Linked DNA regions of Homo sapiens: all the other regions are linked to region 3. A link is a contact called in ENCODE Hi-C or POLR2A ChIA-PET data. All regions are on one chromosome and are shown on one strand. Each heading gives the region's core, a stretch centred on a gene start or an enhancer-like site at or near the end of the contact. The rest is flanking DNA. Distances are from core to core; before and after follow the strand shown. Region 1 has its middle 160 kb from the start of KLF5. Region 2 has its middle 190 kb from the start of KLF5. Region 3 has its middle 81 kb from the start of KLF5.

The links. Hi-C counts contacts between places; a loop is a spot of excess contacts on that map. ChIA-PET counts read pairs that join two places held with the same protein, here RNA polymerase II (POLR2A). Pooled maps may share reads with other maps.
Region 1: a map of PC-9 shows a loop between it and region 3 (8-fold over the local background). The contact joins two enhancer-like sites. A Hi-C loop is called at or near these places in 5 of 168 maps with a recorded cell type or tissue (Caco-2, Calu3, DLD1 and 2 more) and 1 of 50 pooled maps. POLR2A ChIA-PET finds 5 or more read pairs at or near these places in 1 of 52 experiments (PC-9).
Region 2: a loop to region 3 is called in a map of PC-9, with 2.0 times the contacts of the local background. The contact joins two enhancer-like sites. A Hi-C loop is called at or near these places in 2 of 168 maps with a recorded cell type or tissue (Caco-2 and PC-9) and 2 of 50 pooled maps. POLR2A ChIA-PET finds 5 or more read pairs at or near these places in 2 of 52 experiments (OCI-LY7 and PC-9).

What each region holds. Positions count from the first base shown.
Region 1 is chr13:73,214,088-73,218,362 of GRCh38, forward strand. No RefSeq gene overlaps it. Among named protein-coding and RNA genes, the nearest start is that of KLF5, 160 kb to the left of the region's middle. Within about 2 kb of position 1,889, at least 3 of the 41 ENCODE cell types and tissues checked have a DNase peak (open chromatin) inside an H3K27ac peak, as active enhancers do.
Region 2 is chr13:73,246,844-73,250,824 of GRCh38, forward strand. No RefSeq gene overlaps it. Among named protein-coding and RNA genes, the nearest start is that of KLF5, 190 kb to the left of the region's middle. Within about 2 kb of position 2,053, at least 4 of the 41 ENCODE cell types and tissues checked have a DNase peak (open chromatin) inside an H3K27ac peak, as active enhancers do; they include PC-9, where a contact is called at or near this core.
Region 3 is chr13:73,137,368-73,141,676 of GRCh38, forward strand. No RefSeq gene overlaps it. Among named protein-coding and RNA genes, the nearest start is that of KLF5, 81 kb to the left of the region's middle. Within about 2 kb of position 1,409, at least 9 of the 41 ENCODE cell types and tissues checked have a DNase peak (open chromatin) inside an H3K27ac peak, as active enhancers do; they include PC-9, where a contact is called at or near this core.

The DNA.
Region 1 (4,275 bases), core at 639-3,138, 77 kb after region 3:
TGTGTGTGGAGAGGGGAAAGAGAAAATAAACAAGTAAGATAATTCCAGATAGCCATGCTATCAAGAAATCCTACCAGGTAATAGGGTAAAGGAGAGTGATTTAGTCAAGGAAGGCCTGGACATGACATGTGAACTGGCCTGAATGATGAGGAGCCCTGGGACCCAGGAACTCATGTTCTAGGCAAACAGAAGAACACGTGCACTGGCTCTCAAGTGGAATGAGTTAGTTTACTGTGCTCAAGAGCAGAGAGGACCCATGCGGCAGGCACCACCTGAAATTGGAGAGGTGCTCCGGAGGTAGATCATGGAAGACATTTAGGCCATGGTGAGGAGCTTAGATTAATTCTACCTGCAATAAGAAAGAAGTTGTTGGAGGGTTCCAAGCAAGGCAGTAATATGATCTGACAAATAGCATCAAAAGATCAGCTGGCAGTGCATGCCTTAAGGGGAAGAATGGAGACAGGGAGGGGCATCATGTCAGAACTGTAAGAGTCAAAGATGACTATGTAAGAGTCGATGTGGCTGGGCGCGGTGGTTCACGCCTGTAATCCCAGCACTTTGGGAGGCTGAGGAGGGCAGATTACGAGATCAAGAGTTCGAGACCAGCCTGACCAACATAGTGAAATCCCGTCTCTACTAAAAATACAAAAATTAGCTGGGTGTAGTGGCACACGCCTGTAATCCCAGCTACTCGGGAGGCTGGGGAAGGAGAATCACTTGAACCTGGGAGGCGGACGTTGCAGTGAGCCAAGATCATACCACTGCATTTCAGCCTAGGTGACAGGGCGAGACTCTGTCTCAAAAAAAAAAAAAAAAAAAGAGTCGATGTAAGAGATGATGTAATTACAAGTCAGAACTGTGAGAATCAAAATGATGATGATATGGGCCATAATTTGGGCTGTGGTGATGGCAAAAAGTGGATTCATTTGAATTTTCTTTCAGGGCATGACATTATTTAGACCTAAAGCTTCAAATCTTTTGATTTGGAACCAGATCTGGGTTCTTACATAGACTCTCTGAAGTCTCATTTTTCTCCTCCGAATATGGGAATGAATAGTGTCTGCTGTATTTTTCAGGGGGCTATTGTTCAGATTAAATAAGACAAACCCACTGAAGGCATTTGGAAACTATGAAAATGCTATGTAAATATGAGGTATTACCATTATGAATTCAGAGATTCCACATAGAAAGCATGACCAGAATTGGGGTTAGGGCTACTTCCATCCCCAGTGTCATAGCATTGACTACTTCAGTGAAATCTCTTGGCTCTCAGTTTCACTAATGTAAAGTAGACAAAATGCATCTTCTCGTCTTAGTCAATGCAAAACAGTGAAGTGAAATTGGGAGAGGACGAACTAATTAGTAATTACAAAATAATTAACAAATAAGCTGCTGAATAAGTGATAAAGAGAACAAAATATTTTCCAATGTATCTCTGGCATACTAGAGTGATTTCATTAAGCCAAGATTTTCCTAAGATCTCAGCTCTTCCCGCTTTTCATTTAATGTCTTTGGGGGCTACTTTCTCTGTCAGGTACTAGGGGAAAGATCAGGAAGTTCCAGAAGCCCAGGTTGTTAGTAATCGCTGTTTCTTTCTTTCCTTTTTCTTTTCTTTTTTTTCTTTTTTTGAGATAGGGTCTTGCTCTGTTGCGTAGGCTGGACTGCAGTGGCACAATCACAGCTCACTGCAGCCTCGAACTCCTGGGCTCAAGCAGTTCTCCTGCTTCAGCCTCCTGAGTAGCTAGGACCACAGGTGTATGCCACTATGCCTGGTTAATTTTTTATCTTTTGTAGAGATGAGGTCTTACTATGCTGCCCAGGCTAGTATTGACTCAAGCAGTCCTCCTCCCTTGGCGTCCTACAGTGCTGGGATTACAGACATGAGCCACTGCGCCCGGCCCAGTAACCTGCAAGTTTCTTAATTGAGAAACGGGAAATGGCTAGAACCTACAAGGAATGTAACTCATTCCCTTCATACTTGAGGAACCACAGCTTCAGGGAAGGAATGAGAGCACTGGTCTTCGGCATAATTGTGATCACAAACATATGACATGAAATGTGAGCATTGGCAAAGACATCCCGTCAATTCACTTAATTTATTTTTTGATTGCCTTCAAGAAGTAGATATTGAAGGACATTCAGATCATGTTTTACAACCAGTATAGGAAAAGATTGGAAGTATTTTAAAACACTCCCCTTTCCTTTTTTTTTTTTTTTTTTTTTTTGGACTTGGGGCATAAGGAAGAAGGTACTTTTTATTTGAACGGCCAGGTGGTGAGAAGGGGAAGGAAGAGCTGTTTGATCAATAATGATTTATTAATCCAGAGGCCACATACTATAGTCATTTCTTCGGTAAAAGTCTAATTGACGTCAATGACTTTGAACATTCTTACTGATTGCCTTTGCGTTCAGTCTTATCTCAGTTTCATCATACCACTAACCACCTCCTTTTACCTTCAAACAATGGCCTCACCAAGCCACTTCTGAGCATGCCCCAGGCTTACTTTCCTAGGGAAAAATTGAGGATTACCTCACTTTCCTGAAAACGTGTCCAACAGAAACAGAGCACTTCTTTCTATGAAAAGCAGACAGCAATATTAACATTTGCCAATTTAGTTGGTGATTTGCTCAATTCAAGGACCACAGAATGTTTGTAGTAGGGCTAAATGTGTAGCCGGGTAGTTTTTGGGAGGCTGTTTTTGTCTTGTATATATTTTTAGCAAGTGAGAAATAGTGATCTCTCATATAAAACAGATGTGTGGTTTGCACAAAATTAAAATGATTTGTCCTTTGCTAGGCAAAATAGAAGTAGTGAGTGATGCAATATTTCAACTAAAAGATATATTATAGAACATTAACATATCAAGTTAGAAGAATGTTCTTTGCAAGCAAAAACATTGATTCATTAAAAAAACTTTTCAAAATAGAATTGTTCATAACTTATTATTGCTGTTCCCATAAAAATATTTTCTGTTTAAATTCATAACAAACATTCTTAGGAGGCGAAATGTCTTTTCTATGTCCCATTTAACAATGTAATTACTTTGTTTTCAAAACCTCATTTTATTCTAGCTGGAAGATATACGATCTTGTTATACAAAACAACCACTTCATCTCTACAGAATCTTATTATTGGAATATATGATTGTAAGTTTCTATAGAGGGTGGGAAGTATAACCTTTGTCTAGTTTAGATTACATGCCATGCAGCTGAAGCCTTGTCTTCAGAAAGATTATATAGGAATTACTTCAATAAAGTTATAAACACAGCTTGTATGTTAGGACATTACAGCTTTATTTATTTATTTTTTTAAAATACAAATTCCAAAGTCCCATCCCTAGAAATTCTGATTTTAAGTAAGTCAGGAATGGGACCAAGGAATCTGTATTTTTGTTTTTTTCTTTTGAGAAAGGGTCTCACTCTGTCACCCTGGCTGGAGTGCAGTGACATGATCTCGGTTCACTGCAACCTCCGCTTTCCAGGTTCAAGAGATTGTCCTGCCTCAGCCTCCTGAGTAGCTGGGACTACAGACACGCACCACCATGCCTGGCTAGTTTTTGTATTTTTAGTAGAGAAGGGGTTTCGCCATGTTGGCCAGGCTGGTCTTGAACTCCTGACCTCAAGTGACCTGCCCACCTCGGCCTCCCAAAGTGCTGGGATTACAGCTGTGAGTCACTGTGCCTGGCCATTTACAGCTTTTGATAGAAATGTGTTCATTTGTATTATTCTGTGATGAGACTACTAAATACTATTCTTCATAAGTGACCCATCCTAATTATATATGTTTAATAAAAAAATGGGAAAAGATAGAATGTGGGATAAAATTGTGAGTGTGTGATTTGACAAGGTGAAGTGTAACCAGGTGTAGATGCTGCAGCTTGAATATGTGACCTTTACAAGGTCTGTGTGGTTCTGTGATGTTCCCCAAGACTCTGCAGTTATCATCACACATGAACACCACTGACCTAAGATCCTCCTGGCTCTATGTCTTTGAGATGCCCTTCTCTCCGACTAAAACCCTTCCCCCACCCACTTTCCTCTGCCTTCCTCTGAGAAAATCCTAGTAATAGTTCAGTCAGATCTTGCATTAGGCCATCCCTTCCCCTTGAGGGGTCCCCTGAGCACCCCCTCTGATCCCTGCTGGCTAGGCTGGGCTCCCTACTTCAGCTGCCAGTACATCTGGAGCTGCTTCATTTCTACCATCTCACATGAAATTTATTACTGTTTATATTCGCCAAACAAGGACAAAGATTTGTCTGTCACACCACATTCTAT
Region 2 (3,981 bases), core at 803-3,302, 110 kb after region 3:
AATATGATCTTAAAGGATTTGCTGTCAAGTAAGGGATATACATTGACTGGGAATTAGAGAAATGGAGTAGAAGTAAAAACAAGGTGACATGGGAGCACCTAGAAGGGCCTATAGAAGTATCTAGGAGAGGAGCCAGGCATGGTGGCTCACGCCTGTAATCCCAGCACTTTGGGAGGCCGAAACGGGCAGATCATCTGAGGTCAGGAGTTTGAGACCACCCTGGCCAACATTGTGAAACCCTGTCTCTACTAAAAATACAAAGAATTAGCCAGGCATGGTGGTGTGAGCCTGTAGTTCCAGCTACTGGGGAGGCTGAGGCAGGAGAATCGCTTGAACCTGGGAGGCAGAGGTTGCAGTGAGCCAAGATCATGCTACTGCACTCCAACCTGGGTGACAGAATGAGACTCAGTCTCAAAAAAAAAAAAATTGTCTAGGAGAGGGAGGGGAAAGGAGAAAGATAATCATGGCTTTCTGAGTCTTGAAGGATACACACAAGTGGATCAAAGGGGAATGACCACTTTAGGCAGAGGGAAGAGCCCAGAGACATCAGCCTTCATGAGTGTTCAGGGAGTGGCAAGTGACATGTGAGGATGGAGCATCAGGCGAGGAAGGCTTGTGGCCCAGGGTGAGGCCAATCAAGGTCTGGAAGCCTCACAACCCAAGACTCTGGTGCCCCAGCAAGAAGTGAACTTCATCCTGGTGGTTCTGGGGAGGCACTGAAAAGTTGGAGACAGGGAGAGTTAGAATGTGATTCCCATGTCAGGAAGATGACTCTAAAGGCCAAGTGGAGTTTGAACGGCAGGCTGCCGTGTTCCAGGTCAGAGATGATGACTGCAGTGGCAGTGGGCATGGCAAGAAGAGGAAAGATGGGAGATGTTTAGACTGTAAAATTAAGAGAGCTTGTTAAGTGATTGAATGTGGAGGCTTAAGGAGAGGAATGGCCAGGGATGATTTTTATGTTTCTGACTTGTGTGACTAACATTAAACAAAATAAGGAATATAGGGGAATCATCTTTGAAGGAAAGATGAGTTTGAGATGCCTGAAAATTGAAAATGATATGCCCATTAATGCAATAATACTGGCTAACATTTATTGAAAGCTCAGTATACACCAAATATTGTCATAAATTGTATATTTTGATCAATTTAATTCCCACAGCCACCCTAACAGCTATTGTTAGTTTATTTCATCAAATCTAAGGTACCATCCATTGTAAGACACATCTTGATTCAAAGATGTTAAAACGTCCCTCTTAGAATTAATACAATATCGTATTATTCCTATTTTATAGATTTAGAAACTGAGGCAGAGAGATTAAGTAATTTATCCAAAGTCACATAGTAAATGGAGGAGCTGGGCTTCATAAGCAGTCAATGGAGGAGCTGGGCTTCATAAGCAGTCAATGGAGGAGCTGGGCTTCATAAGTAGTCTGCCTTTCAAAATTTTTCATTTAATCACTGTACTACATCTCTTGTTGGTACATATGAGTCTGAGGAAAGTGATCTGGGATGGAGATAGAGATCTGAGAGTCATCAATCAAAAATTCTCCATTAAATGGCAGAGGTGGAGATAGCGTTTATAGTACATAACGAATAAAGTTGCGATAAGGTCCTTTAAATTAAAACTGAAATAACATTGATAATTACAACCAAATGCCCCTTTTGATACATTAAAACACCTCAAAAAATCAGAGTACACATATTTCAGGCATTTTTTAAATAAGAGAAACTAAAGATACAACATAACGAAGTTGATCAGAATTTCCCAATAAAAATTATAAGTTTTCAGAGAGGAGGCTGTGGCGCAGTTGATTTTTTTAACCATCAGCTTCTGAGTTTCCTAAGCACATGGCCATTTCCTCACTTGTTTTGTGAAATGACAGCCGAGAGGTGGAGTGGAATGGAAATCTAGAAATCATTGCCATGCAAATATGCAGAAGCAAAGCTGTATGTTTGCATGTAAAGCTCATGGTATCTGCAGTCCTGGGAAGAATTAAATTCCTTACCTGTGGGCAGGTGTGTATTTGGCCACATGCCTTTACTTATTAGGCAAGACAATGTCCCTCAGTGCAGTGAGTCACTGCTTTTGGAAGCAAGCCTTCTGCCTCAAGAGTAACAACTTTGTTTTTCAGGCACAGTTTGTTTCCCCCACCTCGTCCCCCACTCCTCTCTCTCCTCCTTTTCCTACTGATTATCAGATCCTAGTGGAGGAAGAAGAAGGGAAGAACTTACGGGTTTTAAAGACAGAAACCCAGTTTACAGAGTTGCAAAGGAAATAGGAAAGCAACATTTGGAGCCCAGTTCTGAGTTTGCTTTAAGCTTTAATCAGGCAAGAAGAATAAGCTGGGAACAGCTCCAAGGAGGTAGGTTGCAGAAAAGCAGTGTCTCCATGGCCTTCTCAGCAAGCTCAGGTGCAAAAGATAAGTGTACATCGTCTTTGAAAGGAGAAGAGTCTTTGAAAGTAGAATAGTCAGGGAAAGAGGGCTGCTTCGGTAGCCAGCCTTCCAGATGGGGTCAGTATGAACAGCCTCACGAGCAGCTGCAGTTTAACCCAAACAATCACACATGTTTGTAAGTGCCTTTGGTCCAACTTGCTGATAGTGTAATGACAATAAACAGAGCAAATGAAGTAGCCACTCCAGCAAGGAATGAGTTTTCGAAAGAAGAAGCCCATGTTTTTGAGAAGAATGTTTCTAAACTTCATTTAATTTGCTGCATTTGGGCCCCTGAAAAAAAATTGATGATAGCTCACATTTTAATTTGCTGTGGTTATTTAATCTCACTCTAGTTAAATCATCTTCACCAACTGTTTTTTTTAAAAGCTTAAAAAGATTGCCTGTTTGTTTACATAAGGGTATTTGGGTAGGAAAGAATTCCATTTCTATTTCTTTAGCTATCATGGGCATAATACAACTGTCTCTATATTTTACTTTCTCATTTATTTTCTACCATGACCTCTTCTATTACCCCAATGATGCATATTAAATAATCAGATTAGCTAGGTGATAAACTGCCTTATGTAAATTTTTTGAAAAGGTGGTGGCTTATAAATACATTCCAAGATAAATAAAAATAGTTAAAGTACCAAAGCCATCTTTGAGAAGATGAAAACAATTTTTTTTCGCTAGAGTGGAGTTTGGCAGAGAGAAGGCCTGAGGCATAGAGGGAAAACAATCATTTTCTGAAAGGTAGAAGTAGGTGATGGACTGAGAGGTGAGTGTCCCGGAGCAGGGAGCTCAGGCAGGGCATGGGGCAAAAACTTCTTAGAGAATGTATCAGAAGTTATAATCTGCAGCTGCTAATAGGGACTGTGAAATAGTGTCTTCCACAAGATGAGGGTTTACGTTGATCTCATTTAAGTCCAGATGTAGGCAAGCTGGTCTGTTATATGGCGGCTCCCTGATGTCATCAGGAATCAGGCTCTCTGCTCTCATCCTCAGGCTCACAAAATGGTTGTTGCAGCTCCGGCAATCACAACCATGACTCAAGAAGAAAAAAGAGGAAGAGCGGCATGAGCGAAGAGGATCTGCTGATTAAGGCAGTCTCCTTTATAGAGTGTCCCCTGACGTGCCACCACATCACATGCCTGTCTGGGAAAGGGCTAAGAAAGGTAGTTTTCTGGACTGGGCACCTGCCTTCCTTTCCCAGTGGTTCTGCTAGTAAGGAAATAAGGGTAATGCTAATCAGATAAGATTTAGAAGTCTTTATCATAATGCAGTAGGAAGGAAAGCAGTAGATTAACAGTACTGAAGGCAAACCTTGCTTATTTTATTTTAGCAAGGATCAAAATTTTCAGAAGCCAAAATGTAAATGTTGCCTTTTTGTTAAGATAATTTAGCTCTGGACACTACTAATCAATACTACAACATGACACTGCTTCGAGGGCTGGCTGGGTTATCAAGGCAACAATTAGAGAAAATTCAGATTACTGAAGAATTAAATGTTGATACTCACTGATCTCATAATTCTATAGAGCTATAC
Region 3 (4,309 bases), core at 159-2,658:
GAATGTCTTATCCTCACAGAGCTCTTCTCTGATTGTCCTTTGATAAGGATGGGATCTTTTATTATTTCATATCATGGCACTTGTTAAACAATGTTCTTCACACTACATAAAGTAATTTGGGGATTATTTTGTCTACTTGTTAGTTATCTGTTTCTCCCACTAGAATGCAAGCTCCGTGAGAGCAAAGACTAGTCTTTTTAAAAATTAATAGTTTATTTTGAAATAACTTCAGGGTCATAAGAAATTGAAATGATAGGCTGGGCGCGGTGGCTCACGCCTGTAATCCCAGCACTTTGGGAGACTGAGGCAGGTGGATGAAGTGAGGTCAGGAGTTCAAGACCAGCCTAGCCGACATGGTGAAACCCCATCTGTACTAAAAATACAAAAAATTAGCCAGGCATGGTGGCCGGTACCTGTAATCCCAGCTACTCGGGAGGCTGAGGCAGAAGAATTGCTTGAACCCAGGAGGCAGAGGTTGCAGTGACCTGAGATTGTGCCATTGCACTTTGTCGCACATTGCCATGGGCGACAAAAGCAAAACTCTATCTCAAAAAAAAAAAAAAAAAGAAATTAAAATGATAATATAAATACCTCTATGTACCCTTTATCTAGTTTCTCAAAAGAATTACATTTTTATATAACTATTGTACATTATCAAAATTCAGAAACCGACATTGATATAATACCATTGTTTAGACTTATAGGACCTTTCTGATGTTTCACCAGTTTACATACACTTGTGTGTATGTGTGAGTGTGTGTGTGCACATATGTGTGGTTCTACGATCTTGTACCCCTTGTACAGGTTCATGTATCCACCGCAATTGGGACATAGAACTGTTCCATCTCTGCAAAGACACTCCTCTTGCTGCCTCTTCATAAGCACTAGTTTGTCTTGTTCACTTTTGTCCCCTCAGTGCCTTGCTTAGTGCCAGGTACATGATCGGCACCAAATAAATATTTGTTGAACGTACCAGTATGTAGCCAAATATTCCGGAATTTGTTTAATTTGTTTGGATAAAGGAGTATTAATCTGTTATTGAACTTTGGTTACTAAGAGGCTGTTTGAGGAGAAAAATGTCATCAAACCCCATCTCGTTATGACTAATTTGCAAAGAATACAAAAAATCCTCAGCTACCAAATCTCAGAGTTGTTGCAACACTAATGAATCCAAATCTTATAATCCAGCCTTTGCCAATGTGGAAAGGCTAAAAGTCTTGAAAGGAGAGCAAAATAGATACTATATATATGTGTGTGTGTATGTGCGTGTGTGTGTATGTGTGTATGTAAATATATATATATATGTTTTTTTCTCCAAATATTGAATGTGAAATATCATTTCAACATACTCTGGAATCCGAACTAGCAAACGAAGGCAGCCTGACCAAGAATGCTGTGCTCCTGTGCCGCCAGGCCTCCTTCCTCCTGGTTCCGATTACTAATACTGTCCCAAAGTAAACAGAAACTTGACCCTCCATTAACTTGCTGTAGACTGCCTACAATAACATTTCCCCTAATGGTACTAGGGGGAAATCGACGACTCCCGAAAGATATTTGCACATTGCTGGAGTTTCTTGACCTTAAGATATCTTTTTGGAAGCATTTAAAGAACTAAGGAAAGAAACTGCCCTTTAAGTAGACCTTGTGACAGAAGTAGGTGGGAAAATAATGACACTGCATACCAAACCTTACCTTTGCACAGGATAACTCCCTGACAAATGCTATGGCAAACATGCTGTAAGAATACCATCATATTCATTCACCTCTTTTGTGATAAGAAAGGCTATGGATTTGATATCTTGAAAACCTTTGTTTTGCAGGGTTTGCTTTAGCAGCTCGCCTCTTACTCACCATGTATAGAGACTGAATTACTTTGGAATCCGTTTTCATTTAGTGACTTGAGGTAGAGCATTCAGTGTATTTTGTGTTAGAAACCACAGGTGGGACCTGTTTCTGTAAATGATTTATTTCCAGGGATCTGTTCCTTTAATTGATTTCATATTTACTTAAGAAAGTTCTTTCTTTGCTTGCCTTGTCGTCCCCCACTGAGAGCTTTTGTAAAGTGCGTGGCTGTCATAAATAGGCTGCTTCCTTCCCAGCCCAGTCATTTCTCTGAGGTTTACCTGTCTTTCTTTTATTCTTTTTTTTTTTTTTTTTGAGACGGAATCTCGTTCTGTCGTCCAGGCTGGAGTGCAGTGGTGCGATCTCGGCTCATTGCAACCTCTGCCTCTTGGGTTCAAGTAATTCTCCTACCTCAGCCTCTTGAGTAGTTGGAATTACAGGTGTGCACCACCAAGCCTGGCTAATTTTTGTATTTTTAGTGGAAACGGGCTTCACCATGTTGTCCAGGCTGGTCTCAGACTCCTGATCGTGAGTGATACACCTGCCTTGGCCTCCCAAAGTGCTAGGATTTACAGGCGTGAGCCACAGCACCTGGCCTACACGTCTTTAAATGGAATCTGGGCACCATTTCATAAGGATTTTTCTTTATGTTCTATTTTTGGGTAATAACCTGTGGCTTGGGAAGGCTTTAACCCGTACTCAGTCAGCTTTGTAACCCCCCTCCCCATAGTAGTCATAACAATAACAACAATCATCATAATTACTAATATGGACTATTGGTATATTCTTGATCTTTTTTTTCTTTTTCTTTCTTTCTTTCTTTTTTTTTTTTTTTAAATGAGACTGTGTCTCACTATGATGCCCAGGCTGGTCTTGAACTCCTGGGCTCAATCGATCCTCCTGCCTTGGCCTCCCAAAGTGCTGGGATAATAGGCATGAGCCACTGTATGTGGCCTTTTTTTTTTTTTGGAGATGGAGTTTTGCTCTTGTTGCTCAGGTTGGAATGCAATGGCTCAATCTTGGCTCACTGCAACCTCTGCCTCCCAGGTTCAAGCTATTCTCCTGTCTCAGCCTCTCGAGTAGCTGGGATTACAGGCACATGCCACTACACTAGGCTAATTTTTGTATTTTTAGTAAAGACAGAGTTTCATCATATTGGTCACGCTGGTTTTGAACTCCTGACCTCAGGTGATCTGCCCGCTTTGGCCTCCCAATGTGCTGGGATTACAGGCATGAGCCACTGTGCCTGGCCTTTTTTTCTTTTTTAAAATAGAGATGGGGTCTTACTATGTTTGACAGGCTGGTCTTGAACTCCTGGCCTCAAGCAATCCTCCTGCCTTGGCCTCCCAAAATATTGGGAATACAGGCATGAGCCACTGTGCCCGGCAGTATTCTCTTATATGAATTTTAAGTAAAGGCATCTTTAGGGATTTTTGCAAGTTTTGTTGATTGTAAAATCCAATCTAAATAAAAACAGTGTGATTGCTGTGAAAACTCAGCTTTGGGACAAGCCATGTGCCTGACCTCCCAACCATATTGCCTGCTTTAAACCATTCTGAAATGGCTGCTGGATATAAAATCTGTGGCAGAAAGTCTTTTAGCTGGGAGGTCATAAACCCAGAGTGCCTCAGTCTCTCCCATCTTTAAGTAACAGGGATTCCAAGATCTTAAAGTGATTCGTGTGTGTTTAGTCTCAGTTCACACTCTGGCAGTAAGGCAGGGACAGAGCATTCTCTCTGAGTTGGAATTTTCAGCTCCATGGAGGAGTCCAGTCCCAGGGACGAGAGTCTGGAGGGGGGAAGTCCCCATCCTGCACCTTGCCTCCCTTCCTCAACAGCAGCTGGAAGCTGTTCAGTCCTTTCACAACACCTTTTCTCTTCCTATAAATAGAAAAATGCTTCTTTTCTGTGAAACAATATTTAAGAAGCACCTGGGTTGTCTTAAGCTTATTTAAAAGGAAGAGTGGGTTTTGTAAGGAGAGGAAAACCAAAGCCGAAGGTCACCAGGCCAAAAGACAGCTAAGGAAGAAAACTGCCTCCCAAAGCTTCTAGCCATTTCTAGCCACTGACCTCCATTTGTATCCAGAGCTCACGACACAAACACCTCCAGCTCAGAACCTCTGGCTGTAGTCTGTGTTGACCCAGAGAACTGAAGGGAATCATTGATTTTCAGATTTGTTTAGGAAAAGCTACCATGCAGGGGAAACCCTGCTCAGCCTTCCAGGGAACTTCGAGAGCCAGGGACTGGGGTTGCATGACTTAGTCAATTAGATATGCTTTCCCAGGCTGCTGTTGTTTCATTTTGTTCTTATCGACATGAATATTTGTCCAAATGTTGCTTTCTGCTTTACCCTTGCCTCCGAGGAGGGAAGCATTGTTAATGGAGAGGGCAGACCAAGGGCAGAGAATTGCTCATTTTTCTGCATCATGGAAAATATAGGATGTGCAGGAAACAAATCCTTTCAACT